4 separate regions of the Homo sapiens genome follow, and regions 2, 3 and 4 are each linked to region 1. The links are chromatin contacts, found by Hi-C or POLR2A ChIA-PET in ENCODE. All regions are on one chromosome and are shown on one strand. The core of a region is the stretch at or near the end of the contact, and the rest is flanking DNA. Distances in the headings are between cores, read along the strand shown. Region 1 holds the start of GDPGP1 (GDP-D-glucose phosphorylase 1). Region 2 holds the start of MAN2A2 (mannosidase alpha class 2A member 2). Region 3 holds the start of TICRR (TOPBP1 interacting checkpoint and replication regulator). Region 4 holds the start of PEX11A (peroxisomal biogenesis factor 11 alpha).

Region 1 (2,729 bases), core at 115-2,614:
AAAATGATCAGGTTGGGATGGGCCTATACCCTAGTTATTTTTTTTTATTTTTATTTTTTGAGACAGAGTCTCACTCTGTTGCCCAGGCTGGACTGCAGTGGCACAATCTCCGCTCACTGCAACCTCCAGCTCCCAGGTTTAACCATGTCTGGCTAATTTTTGTATTTTTAGTAGAGATGGGGTTTTGCCATGTTGGCCATGCTGGTCTTGAACTCCTGGCCTCAAATGATCCGCCTGCTTCAGCCTCCCAAAGTGCTGAGATTACAGGCATGAGCCACCGCGCCTGGCCTTGAATATTTCTACAATGATGGAATGTACCTGTTAATACAGTGTGTCTTATCAAACACATGCTGCCAAGGAGAGCACTGGGTATTCTTCCAGTGTAAAGTAGATTCCTAGGCAGTCTAGGGAGTCAGGAAAGGCTTCCCTGAGGATGAGATGGAAGAGGGACTGAGGGCCCAAAGTGGCTGAAAGACAGAGAGCCAATAGGAGGAAGTCCAGTTACAGAGGGCCAGGATTTGGGTTTTTAACCATTTAATGGTTATAAACTGAGACTAACATACTCAGATTTAGACTTTACAAAGATCAGCAAGTATAATGGATTGGAAGGATCAAGAATTAATCCCAGCCTGACCAACACAACCTCCACTTCCTCCTCCCAGCAGTTTGGAATCCTTACCTTTTGCAATAGTATACGTTCATTCATTTATTATGCATTCGATAATATTTACTGAGAGCCTACTATGTGCCAAACATTATCCTAGAGGTTAAGAGGGGACAAGAGCAAAGGGTCAGCAGTCTAGGGGTGAGATGGAGTCAAAAGGACGGCAGGTCAGCTGGAATGATGAGAACAGCAGTGGAGAGCCTTTAAAAGTGCCTTGGACTGGACCGATTACCTTCTAAATGCCGGCGCCCGGAAAAATCACTAACACCCTTTGGACTTACGTATTTCCATCTTTGTAAAATGGGAACCTACCTCGCAAGGGATGTTGCAACAATCGAAGAAAACTATGCACAATGCTTGACATCCAGTGGGTCCTCAGTAAATAGCCTAAGAAGGAAGCAAGGTTATGGTTACTTCTGGAAGAGGTGGCTTGGGGGCTGCGACAGGTGCAGCGATTGCCTGATGATAACATCTAGAAAAGCCCTTGCTGGGCAGAGGGGCAGCCGACGACCCCCGCCACTCAGCGAGTCTCCAGGTTTCCCGGAAACGCTAGCTCCAGTGACTTCTCAGATGCCCCTATGGGACCCCACCCAGGGCTGCCGCCGCCACCACCTACTGCAGCCGAAGCGGATGCACCTCGCGACTTTCCCCGCAGCCGCTGCCGGGGCCACAGCGAGGTCATGACGCCCGTGACGCATACGCAGCCAGCACGCACGCGCGCGGCGTGGCCCGCCCCCCCCTCCCACCCCGGAGGCGGGGCCGTGAGTCCCGGGCTCCGCCCCGGAGCGTCGGGCCCCTCCCCGGGCCCCGCCTCCAGCTCGCCTAGGACCGCTTGGAGCCGGCAGCTCGCCTGCCAAACCCGGCTGGGAACGCCTGGCAGCTTTTAGGAGGGGGCGGGCCCGGGGGTGGTGGCCCCAGGAGCGGTTGCCGCGGGGACCGGGCAGTGACGCGGCCCAAGGGCGGAAGTGAGAAAGTTGTCTGCGTCTCGAGGCGAGTTGGCGGAGCTGTGCGCGCGGCGGGGCGATGGGGGGCTCGGGCAGTCGCCTGTCCAAGGAGCTGCTGGCCGAGTACCAGGTGCGCGGGACGCCTGGCCCTGGGGAGCTCGCGTGCGGGCCTCTTCTCGGGAGCAGGGTCCGGGAGCTGGCTGCGGGGCGGCCGCGGCCTCCCAGCGGTCCGCTAATCCCCGCTCTGGCTTTGCCTTCCAGGACTTGACGTTCCTGACGAAGCAGGAGATCCTCCTGTAAGTGCTGCCTTGAACCCTGCCTCCGACCCCGGGATCCTCTAGAGACAGCTTCGGGGGCGCTGTCCCGAGGGAGGGGCGGGGGCTGGCCTGAGGTCTGCAGAGGAGCGGGAGCTGGAGGCCGGGAGACCTAGCCCGGGCTGCGCCCTCCTCCCGGCACGCCCTCCCCGCCCTCGCCTGAGGCCCCAGCGTGGCACCGCGGAGCCACCTTACAGCCTCCAGGAAAAGTTAGGCGCTCTTTGACCCTGGGCTCCACTAGCTTCAGCACTGCCGAACTTCCTGCCCCAGTCCGGCAGGGGCCGACCTTGCCCAGTGGCTAAACCACAGAAGCCTTGGGGAGCCCGGCTCCTTCTCCCAACTTTACCTGAATAATACAGTAACCGTTATCGCTTTCTGAGCACTCACCATGTGCCAGGGACTGTGCTAAATGGTTGCCTGCGTTACCTAATTTAATCTTTAGGAGAGAGGTACTGGACAATGAAACAGGTTCAGAAAGGTTTGGTAACTGCTTAAGACAACACTCTGAGTAAGTAGATTTGAACTTGGGCTGGAAGCCCTTTTGCCGGATTTATGCAGGCCAGGTTCCTGTGGCAAAGATAAGCTCATGGGAAGGAGGTGGAGGCCGAGGAGGACAGTTCAGTGTGGTTGCTAAAAAGGAGGCTTTGAGGGTAAGAGATCCCTGGAGTGAAGGTGAGAATGAGATTTTTGGTTTTGCTCTTTTCTCCGTTTTTTTTTTTTTGAGACAGCGTCTCGCTCTGTCGCCCAGGCTGGAGTGCTGGGGCACGATCTTGGCTCACTGCAGGCTCTGCCTCCGGGTTCAAGTGA
Region 2 (2,729 bases), core at 64-2,563, 670 kb before region 1:
CTGTCTCAAAAAAAAAAAAAAGAAAGAAAAGAATTCAGGAGAACAGAGTGACAATACTCATTGCCATTGACATTTTTTCTTCCTTCCTTCTTTTCGCCATCACTGTTTTTAGCTGAGGGTTTCTACAAAACCTGACTATTGGGAAGGAAGGCTCCTGTCCTGTACTGACATTACCCTCCAGCGGGGGGTGGGAGGGGAGGCGGCGGGGTGGGAGGTGCATACCCTGAGCCCAGGTGACTTGTATACAAAGAAATTAGCAACCAGGCACGACTCACCCGGGGGAAGTTCCCACCATTCTGGTGTCGGGTGGGATCGTGTTGCACTCGGTCCAGCATGAGGTAGAGCGAGAAGACTGCCACACAGAAGATGGCAGCCCCACACACTGTCACCTGCTTTTTCAGCTTCATACTGGCCTCCACACACACCTGGCAGGAAGGACACCATCTGTAGCTCCAACATGCAAAATGCCCGTGGCAGTCTTTCCACCAAATACCCCAGTGAGTTCCTGAGGGCTGTTCCAAAGGAACACCCATTTGCCTGGCTCCAAGTAGCACAAGCAGCACATCTGAGGCTGGCCCACCTGGTCCTGGTAGCAGCTCTGCCGCTAGGGTGGAGAGGACGCTCTCCTTTGGCTGGTGCTATGAAAAACGGGCCCAGGATAAGAGTCCCAGCTCCGACTGGAGCGCACCACACAAGCTCCTGATTACACAGCTTCCCTGCCTAGATAGGAGGTGCCTGTTCAGGCTCCTCGGCCATGTGCTTCTAGTTTCAGGTGAATAAGCTAGTCTCTATTTTGTTTGATTTAAAAGTTTAGCCAGAACCCAAAGAGACTGATAGGAAAGCCTTTCTCAGTGCCCTTTCGGGTCAAACTGGCACTCACCAGAAACAGTGCCTGGCACGATCCTTTCTCAGAAACACAGAATGAGTTTCTTTCTAATAAAGAAGAAAGATGCTTGTGTTTCTAGCATAAAGCAAGCCCTGTGTGTTCTCCCTGTTTCTCTACTGTTCACTGCAGTGGGAAACTTCCAGCCGCGGTTTGCAGAGCACTTAGGGGACCCCTAGGAAGCCTGCAGTGACGCCGAAGGCCCCCTGGGAAGGGAGAGACGGGGCCCAGTGCTCAGCTGCGAGGCAACTTCAGGGGACCCGTGCCCCCCGCCGCCACCGCCCTCGGGCTCCGCTTGCCTGCTCAGGAGGAAGGAGGACGCTAACTGCGGAGCCGAGCGTGGGCGGGACCGCGCTCCGGAGTCTGCTCCGCGGGCCCTGGGGCCGAGGAGCTTTGTCGCCTCTGCGTTGTGCCCTACTTAGCGCGATCTGATTCTGCTCGGGAGCTTCCGGGCAATATTTTCAGCCCTTAGAGACTGGGTCTAGGCCAATGTGGGTGGAGCTGGGGAGAGAGTTGGATCACAGAGGGCAGGCACCTGCCGCCAGGTCTCTGGCCGCCCGCCCGGCTCCCTCCCCACCCGCTCCGACTTCGTCGGCCCCGGGGACCGCAGAGACAGGCGCCAGGTACGGGCCTCAGGCAGCCTCCTGTCCCTTCCTGGCCCCTCTGACGCCGCAGTGGCGCTCGCACTCCCGCCGCCCGAGCCCGGCCTCTGTCGGGGCAGCCGGAGCCCTCCCGCGCGCGCACCCGGCCCGTTACCGTCAGCGCCCGGCCTCCGCGCCGCTCCGGGCCCAGTCGGCCGAGCTGCCGGCTCTCACACGCCCGGGGACGGCGGCCCGCGTGCAGGCAGCGACGCAGGCGAAGGCGGGCGCCCGCCCACCCGTAGCCCCCTGCTCCGCGCGCCGCTGCCGCGCTCCCGCTGGGCCCCGGGCCGCCGGCGCGCTCCGCTGCGCCGGCCCCGCGCGGGTCCGCCAGCCTCTGAAGCTGCCGGGCCCAGCAGCGTGCGGGGCGGGGACAGCCGCGCCGCCCGCCCCGGCCTGCGTGTGCCCGGCGGAGCTGACAGGAGCTCTGGCCGCCGCGGTCCCCGCCCGGCTCCTCCCGGGCCCGCTCCGCTGGGCTGCAGTGCGCAGCCGCACCAGCCCGGGCCGGGCCTGGCCAGCTGCGGAACCTCAGGAGGGACGCGCGACTGAATTTTTTCGGAATCCTACTTGAGTAAGCGCATGATCGGGCAGTGGTCGAAACGCCCGCCTCCGTCTCGGCAGACGCGTAGCGGGGTGCGTTCTCCGCGGCCTCACCCGGCTCCGGCCCAGGTAGCCTTAGGTCTCTGTCGTTGCGCCCCTCGGGCAAAGGGGTGCTGCCTCCTGTCGGTACAGCGCATTCCTCGAGTCCCTTTCCTTTCCGTGCCTGCTCTATGTTTCCTGCCAGCGAGTGAACAAGACACAGACTTTTCTTGGCTGTTTCCCTTTTACTGGGCATCTAGGTTGTTTACAGTTTTTCAGTGTAATCCATACTGCAATGAACATCTCCATGAATTCCACATTTTTGTTCTTTTTAAGTTATATATAACATTATCTGAATGTGACCCCCCAAATTCATGTTCAAATCCTAATCCCTCAAGGTGATGATGGTATTAGGAGATGGGCCTTTGGGGGTGAACAGAGTTTGAAGGGAGAGCTCTCATGAATGGGATTAGTGCCGGTATCAAATGACCCCGAGAGTCGGCCCCTTCAACCACGTGAGAACACAGCTAGAAGGCACTATCTGTGCACCACAGGCAGGCCCTCACCCGACACTGAATCCGCTTATGCCTTATCATGGACTTTCCAGCCTCCAGAACTGTGAGAAAATA
Region 3 (2,729 bases), core at 85-2,584, 660 kb after region 1:
ACCCCTGGGTATTGTGTTAAAACCTGCTGCTTGCCTCTGAGGTATTTTTAGACTAGATGGAGGGTGAGAGATGTGCATAATCAAAACATATGGAGAAATGGTTAAGTGCCACACAAAATGTGTATGGCAATTCAGACGCTGGACTGAGCAGTTGTCACTGGGAGAAGAAGCCTTAAAGGGTAAGTGAAGTTAAGACTGGCCTGGAAGAGTGAGAACTGGCATTCCAGGCAGATTGAACAACACACATAACACAAAACAAGCAGTCCAGACCTGTTGATTTTCTGGACTGGACTTCAATATGCTAGAGTAGATGTAGTGTGTAGGAAAATCAAGTCTGGGAAGGCAGGTAGGGCCCAAATTGTGAGGGGTCTTAAACAGTAGGTAGTGAGGAACTACCCATTTTGTTGTGAAAACTGTTCCTATTTATTTGTTTCCTTCCGAAGGGACGCATAGTCATATTAGTCTCATTCGGGGTCTGTGGCTGTTCTAAGGACGCTGCCAAGTTCTGGTTAGCAAGGAAAGCACCGTGCACGCCATCTGAGACGACAGTAACCTTCCTTACCTTAGACCATTCGGTGGTATCCACCCAGTAGAAGGTGATTTTTCGGGCGACCATGACTTCCCGGACTCTCTTGGGCAACAACTTCTCCATCACCTGCTTAGGGGTGGGCGGCAGGCGCTGGGCCTGGGCCTCGCACCCAGACACGAACTGCAGCAGCTCCCTCTGCGAGTGCGGACAGGGGGCCAGGAGGAAGACGGCGTTCACCAAGCCCCCGAGCGCGGCCTCGGCCTCCTTGGCCTCGCTCTCCACGTCCAGCAGTCTCCTCCCGCTGCTCCGCAGGATCGGCTTCGTGGGCGACGTGATCTCGGGCCGGTCCCACTGGTAGTCTAGCAGCGTCTCCATCAGGGCGCCGTGCGTGTGGGTGGCCCTGGGCGCCGGGCCGGGCAGGTGGGCGCGATCCTCGAGCCTGGCCTCCAGCTCCTCCTCAAAGTCCTCCCACGAGCGGGACCCCAGCTCGCGGAAGTCAGACACGCGGGACGGCCGGCTCCGCGCCCCCTGCGAGTCAAAGAACTTGAAGGCCCAGTGGACCCTGGCCAGGCCGAATCGGCAACTCAGATAGGTGAGGAGGCGCAGGGCGGCCCGCCGGACCCGGCTGTGGCGGGCGGCGCCGCCCGCGGTGTCCAGCAGCAGCATTACTTTGTGACAGCATGCCATATCGGCCGTGCCGCCGCCCCGGGGCCCCGGTCCGGGCCCGCGCCACCGTCCCTTAGTCCCTTCCTTCAGGGAAACAGCACCACTCACTGCTTTCCTTTGGGACCCTGGTCGAAAGGCTCCCGCGCTCTCCAGGAACTGCTGCTATTGGGGGAGCTAGTTTCCAAGGTTTGCTCCTATTGGCTGCTTGCCTTACGTAAGTTACGAGAGCAACTTCCATTTTTGGCGGTGATTGGAGGGGCAGTGGAGAAAACTTCAGTCTGATTGGTGGAGGGAGTGACGGTGGGCGGGTCTCTGTGGTCCGAGAGAAGCTTAGCATTCATTGGCCTGGGCCTTCGTTTTAAATTTTAAAGAGGTGGTGCCTCGGGGGCGTGTCGAGAAGTTTCGCCATTGGAAAGAGGCCAGCGTTTGTGCGCAGTCGTGAGTGCGGACTGCGGGGCCACGTTTCCCAAGACCGAGGAAAACTTAGTGCCGGGAGGGAATTTGGGATGGTTTGAATCGAACTTGTTGAAATCCCTGTGGACCGCCTAGGAAGTAGAATCTGACGACTACGGCTTTTTCTGTAATTTAAAAAATTTTATTAAAAATTAAAGGTTCACTCCCTTTGCCCCAGTAACTTCTAGGAGTTTATCTGCAGAAGGTAATCGGAGAGCCAGATAAAAGACGTCTGTACATCTTAGAGTTTATTTAACATCAGAAAAAATGGAAACAGTTTGGGAATGGTTAAATAAGGTATGGTACACGCCCAAGGGGAGCATCGTGCAGCTCCTTTTTTTTTTTTTTTTTTTTTTTTTTTTTTTTTGAAACGGAGTCTCGCTCTGTCTCCTAGGCTGGAGTGCATTGACACGATCTTGGCTCACTGCAACCTCCACCTCCCGGGTTCAAGCGATCCTCCTGCCTCAGCCTCCTGAATAGGACTACAGGCGCACGCCACCACCCCAGACTAATTTTTGTATTTTTAGTAAAGACGGAGTTTCACCATGTTGGCCAGGCTGGTCTCAAACTCCTGACCTTGTGATCCACCCGACTTGGCCTCCCAAAGTGCTGGGATTACAGGCGTGAGCCACCAAGCCCGGCCTAGTGCAGCTTCTTAAAATAGTGTTTTATTATGTAATGTTAGGTTTTAAAAGTGGACTGCAAGCAGCACCTGCAGTGAATTCCCTAAATTTTCTATCTACATGTATATATAGATAGAAATCACATGTAGATTTGCATTACAGATAGAAATTATATATCGCTATATAGATAGAATACATAGAATTATATATAGATAGGCCGGGCACGGTGGCTCACGCCTGTAATCCCAGCACTTTGGGAGGCCGAGGCGGGCGAATCACCAGGTCAGGAGATCGAGACCATCCTGGCTAACACAGTGAAACCCTGTCTCTACTAAAAAAAAAAAAACAAAACAAAAAAAAAAGGAATTATATATAGATAGATAATCATAGATAGAAGTTATATATAGATAGAAATGCATTTATATGCATATTTTTAAACTGTTAATATAATATTGTGT
Region 4 (2,729 bases), core at 134-2,633, 540 kb after region 1:
ACGGGCAGACGTTGGATGTGGCTTGGAGTATCAGGATGGTATACAAGGCTCCTGGCAGGGAATGCAGGTGGGCACCAGAAACCAGAAAAGAAAGGGAAGTGGGAAAAGACTGGGAGCCATTTCTCCCCACACTGCCATATTCCAGCTGTGTTTCCAGGTATTCTAAGGAGTCTAGGGATTCTGAAGATGAACCTGGCCTTCTACATCATTATGAGGGTCTATTTGTCAATGTAGGAAAACAGACTATATTTTACTTTACAATTTGTTGCTTGATTTATAACTAAAATATTTAAACATACGGTGTGCTGGACTCCATTTGTACTCTTACCCAGGGCCTGCAAATGTTAGGAGCTGGCCTGACCAAGGGAATAAAGATTACGAAAATGTTCACCTTATTTTATTTTATTTTATTTTTTTGAGACAGCGTCTCGCTCTGTCGCCCAGGCTGGAAAGCAGTGGCACAATCTCGGCTCACTGCCACCTCCGCCTCCTGGGTTCCAGCGATTCTCCTGCCTCAGCCTCCCGAGTAGCTGGGATTACAGGCGCCCACCACCACGCCCGGCTACTTTTTTTGTATTTTTAGTAGAGACGGGGTTTCACCCTGTTGGCCAGGCTGGTCTCCAACTCCTGATCGCAGGTGATCCGCCCACCTCGGCTCCCAAAGTGTTGGGATTACAGGCGTAAGCCACAGCACCGGCCGACCTTATTTTGTGGTTATAGAGGGTACATTTTATAAAATTACTGCCACGGAGTGGGTAAGGCTCCTTTTCTTCAAGCCGCACAGAACGAATGTTCAGCGGTGCAATTTCATTGCAATCTATTTTTGCTTCACTTTGCTCATAATGACTCTTTTAGGATTTCCTCAGGTAACAATCTTCTTTCAATGTTCAATAATCCAAGCAGAACATTTTCTCACTTCATCCGCCTCCCATGCTAGGTTCACACTGTGAAATTGGCTTATCTCTGACCTAACCACTTCCTTCACCAGACATAGAGCTGGTGTAGCTCAAGGGAAAGAGGCACGGCGCTGGGAAATGATTAGGCCCCACCGTCCCAAGCAAGAGCTCAGGGGAGTTCTGAGGCTGGAGAGACCATTCGGGATATCACCCCGGGTTCCTGAGAACCTGAGATCTGCGGGGAGGCGTCAGGCATCCGGAAACGCCCGAGTCTGGGGAGACGGACCCCCTCAGACTTTCCTCTAGGAGACTCTACAGGTAAAGGGGAGTCCTGGGACTCGAGGGGAGCCCCGGCATCCAAAGGTAAGATCAGTTTTGCTCACCTGGCCGGGCGGCGTTGCGTCGCCTTGGTAACCACAACTTCCGGCTTGAACCGGAAGTCCGCGAAGTTGCTCTACAGAAAGTGTGCCCGCCCCCTCTGGGGCGGAGAGACTCAGCCCCTCCCCCTCAGCGGATAACCTGGGACTGACCGTTCCCTGGGGATCCGACGGGCCCCAGAGGACCCACGCCTGAGCCCCGTGCGACTCGTGGCCTTTGGGCTAGAAGCCATGGACGCCTTCACCCGCTTCACCAACCAGACCCAGGGCCGGGACCGACTCTTCAGGTGAGTCAGGTGCCAGCGGCCTCCGCCCCTTTCTCGCCCTAACTCGGCTCCCGTGCCTATTCCCCTGCACCCGGGAAAAAGGAGGTGATAGCCTAGTAGATGGAAGCAGGAAGGACGTTGCCAGCTCCTACGGAGGGAGTTTAGTATCCGAGCCCCTCCTTACCCTAAATTCAACGTGAGTGGGCCCAACGCACCCGCGTCCCGTCCTAGCCCCGTGCACGAAAGCCCCAGTGCCTGGCACCCTAGCCGCCTCGAGACCGCCGACGACGGGACACCGGCTGACAGATCCTCCTCCCCTCCTAACTTTGCTCTCCGGGCACAGAAAGATTGGTTCTCTCCACTCAACATTCTTCCGAGGGATCTCCTTTAAAGAGAAACTTTGGATTAGTATTTGTGGCTAGGGAAGCAAACCACTTGGTGTGACTTCAAATATCTCTCTTTTTTTTTTCTTTTGAGACGGAGTCTCGCTCTGTCGCCCAGGCAGTGGCGCGGTCTCGGCCCACTGCAACCTCTGCCTCCCGGGTTCAAGCGATTCTCCTGCCTCAGCCTCCTGAGTAGCTGGGATTACAGGCGTGCACTACCACGCCCGGCTACTTTTTGTATTTTTAGTAGAGACGGGGGTTTCGCCATGTTGGCCAGGCTGGTCTCGAACTCCTGACCTCAGGTGATCTGTCCACCTCGGCTTCCCAAAGTGCTGGGATTACAGGTGCGAGCCACCGCGCCCGGTCTCAAATACCTCTTGAAATGTTTGAGGAGAGACAGAAGTTCTCTTCCATTATTACCCAGGCTGTATCATTGAGATACTGCATGTGGAATAGTTTTGTAAATTGTAAAACAAAATATAGCGGGGATGAGACCACACCAACTGGATTGGGGGGAAATACAGTGGGGAGAAGCTCAGAAAGAACTAACTGCACCTCTAAGGTTCATGCTGTGCTACTGAAAATATTAAACAGAGATTGTGTCTCTTTTTCTTTTGGTTCCATAAGAAACGAAAAGAACTGAGAGATTGTATCTTTAATACGAATACAGTACTAGTTCATGATGTTTTAGAGATTTGGTTGATTCTTGCTTAATGAAAAAATATTTACAGTTGCAGTTTTATTTAACAGCTCTGCATTCTCTTCTGGGTGTGCAAGTGCTGATACAAACAGATCAATTAGAATGGC

Evidence for each region. A loop is a pair of places that touch in the nucleus more often than their neighbours do. ChIA-PET counts read pairs that join two places held with the same protein, here RNA polymerase II (POLR2A). Pooled maps may share reads with other maps.
Region 2: a loop to region 1 is called in a map of CD8-positive, alpha-beta T cell, with 31 times the contacts of the local background. The contact joins the promoter of MAN2A2 here to the promoter of GDPGP1 in region 1. A Hi-C loop is called at or near these places in 1 of 168 maps with a recorded cell type or tissue (CD8-positive, alpha-beta T cell) and 8 of 50 pooled maps. POLR2A ChIA-PET finds 5 or more read pairs at or near these places in 6 of 52 experiments (CD4-positive, alpha-beta memory T cell, K562, T-cell and 3 more).
Region 3: a map of CD14-positive monocyte shows a loop between it and region 1 (5-fold over the local background). The contact joins the promoter of TICRR here to the promoter of GDPGP1 in region 1. A Hi-C loop is called at or near these places in 1 of 168 maps with a recorded cell type or tissue (CD14-positive monocyte), 1 of 37 single-sample maps with no recorded cell type and 7 of 50 pooled maps. POLR2A ChIA-PET finds 5 or more read pairs at or near these places in 2 of 52 experiments (WTC11 and endothelial cell of umbilical vein).
Region 4: a loop to region 1 is called in a pooled map, with 4 times the contacts of the local background. The contact joins the promoter of PEX11A here to the promoter of GDPGP1 in region 1. A Hi-C loop is called at or near these places in 3 of 50 pooled maps. POLR2A ChIA-PET finds 5 or more read pairs at or near these places in 2 of 52 experiments (HEK293 and activated CD4-positive, alpha-beta T cell).

The regions. Positions count from the first base shown.
Region 1 is chr15:90,232,844-90,235,572 of GRCh38, reverse strand. GDPGP1 (GDP-D-glucose phosphorylase 1) reads right to left here and starts at 1,364. Exons shown (of 4, transcript NM_001013657.3): 1 at 1,281-1,364; 2 at 977-1,051. It overlaps CIB1 (calcium and integrin binding 1), which reads left to right and starts at 1,632. Exons shown (of 7, transcript NM_006384.4): 1 at 1,632-1,738; 2 at 1,870-1,904. The coding sequence starts at 1,688. RefSeq lists silencers at 1,230-1,669, 1,690-2,139.
Region 2 is chr15:90,901,886-90,904,614 of GRCh38, reverse strand. It overlaps MAN2A2 (mannosidase alpha class 2A member 2), which reads right to left and starts at 1,313. Exons shown (of 23, transcript NM_006122.4): 1 at 1,183-1,313; 2 at 276-425. The coding sequence starts at 407. RefSeq lists enhancers at 323-382, 2,223-2,272 and silencers at 1,333-1,762, 1,783-2,052.
Region 3 is chr15:89,574,074-89,576,802 of GRCh38, reverse strand. TICRR (TOPBP1 interacting checkpoint and replication regulator) reads right to left here and starts at 1,334. Exons shown (of 22, transcript NM_152259.4): 1 at 563-1,334. The coding sequence starts at 1,216. RefSeq lists an enhancer at 407-935 and a silencer at 1,057-1,346.
Region 4 is chr15:89,689,408-89,692,136 of GRCh38, reverse strand. PEX11A (peroxisomal biogenesis factor 11 alpha) reads left to right here and starts at 1,383. Exons shown (of 3, transcript NM_003847.3): 1 at 1,383-1,560. The coding sequence starts at 1,505. WDR93 (WD repeat domain 93) reads right to left here and starts at 1,326. Exons shown (of 17, transcript NM_020212.2): 1 at 1,280-1,326. RefSeq lists an enhancer at 1,459-1,548.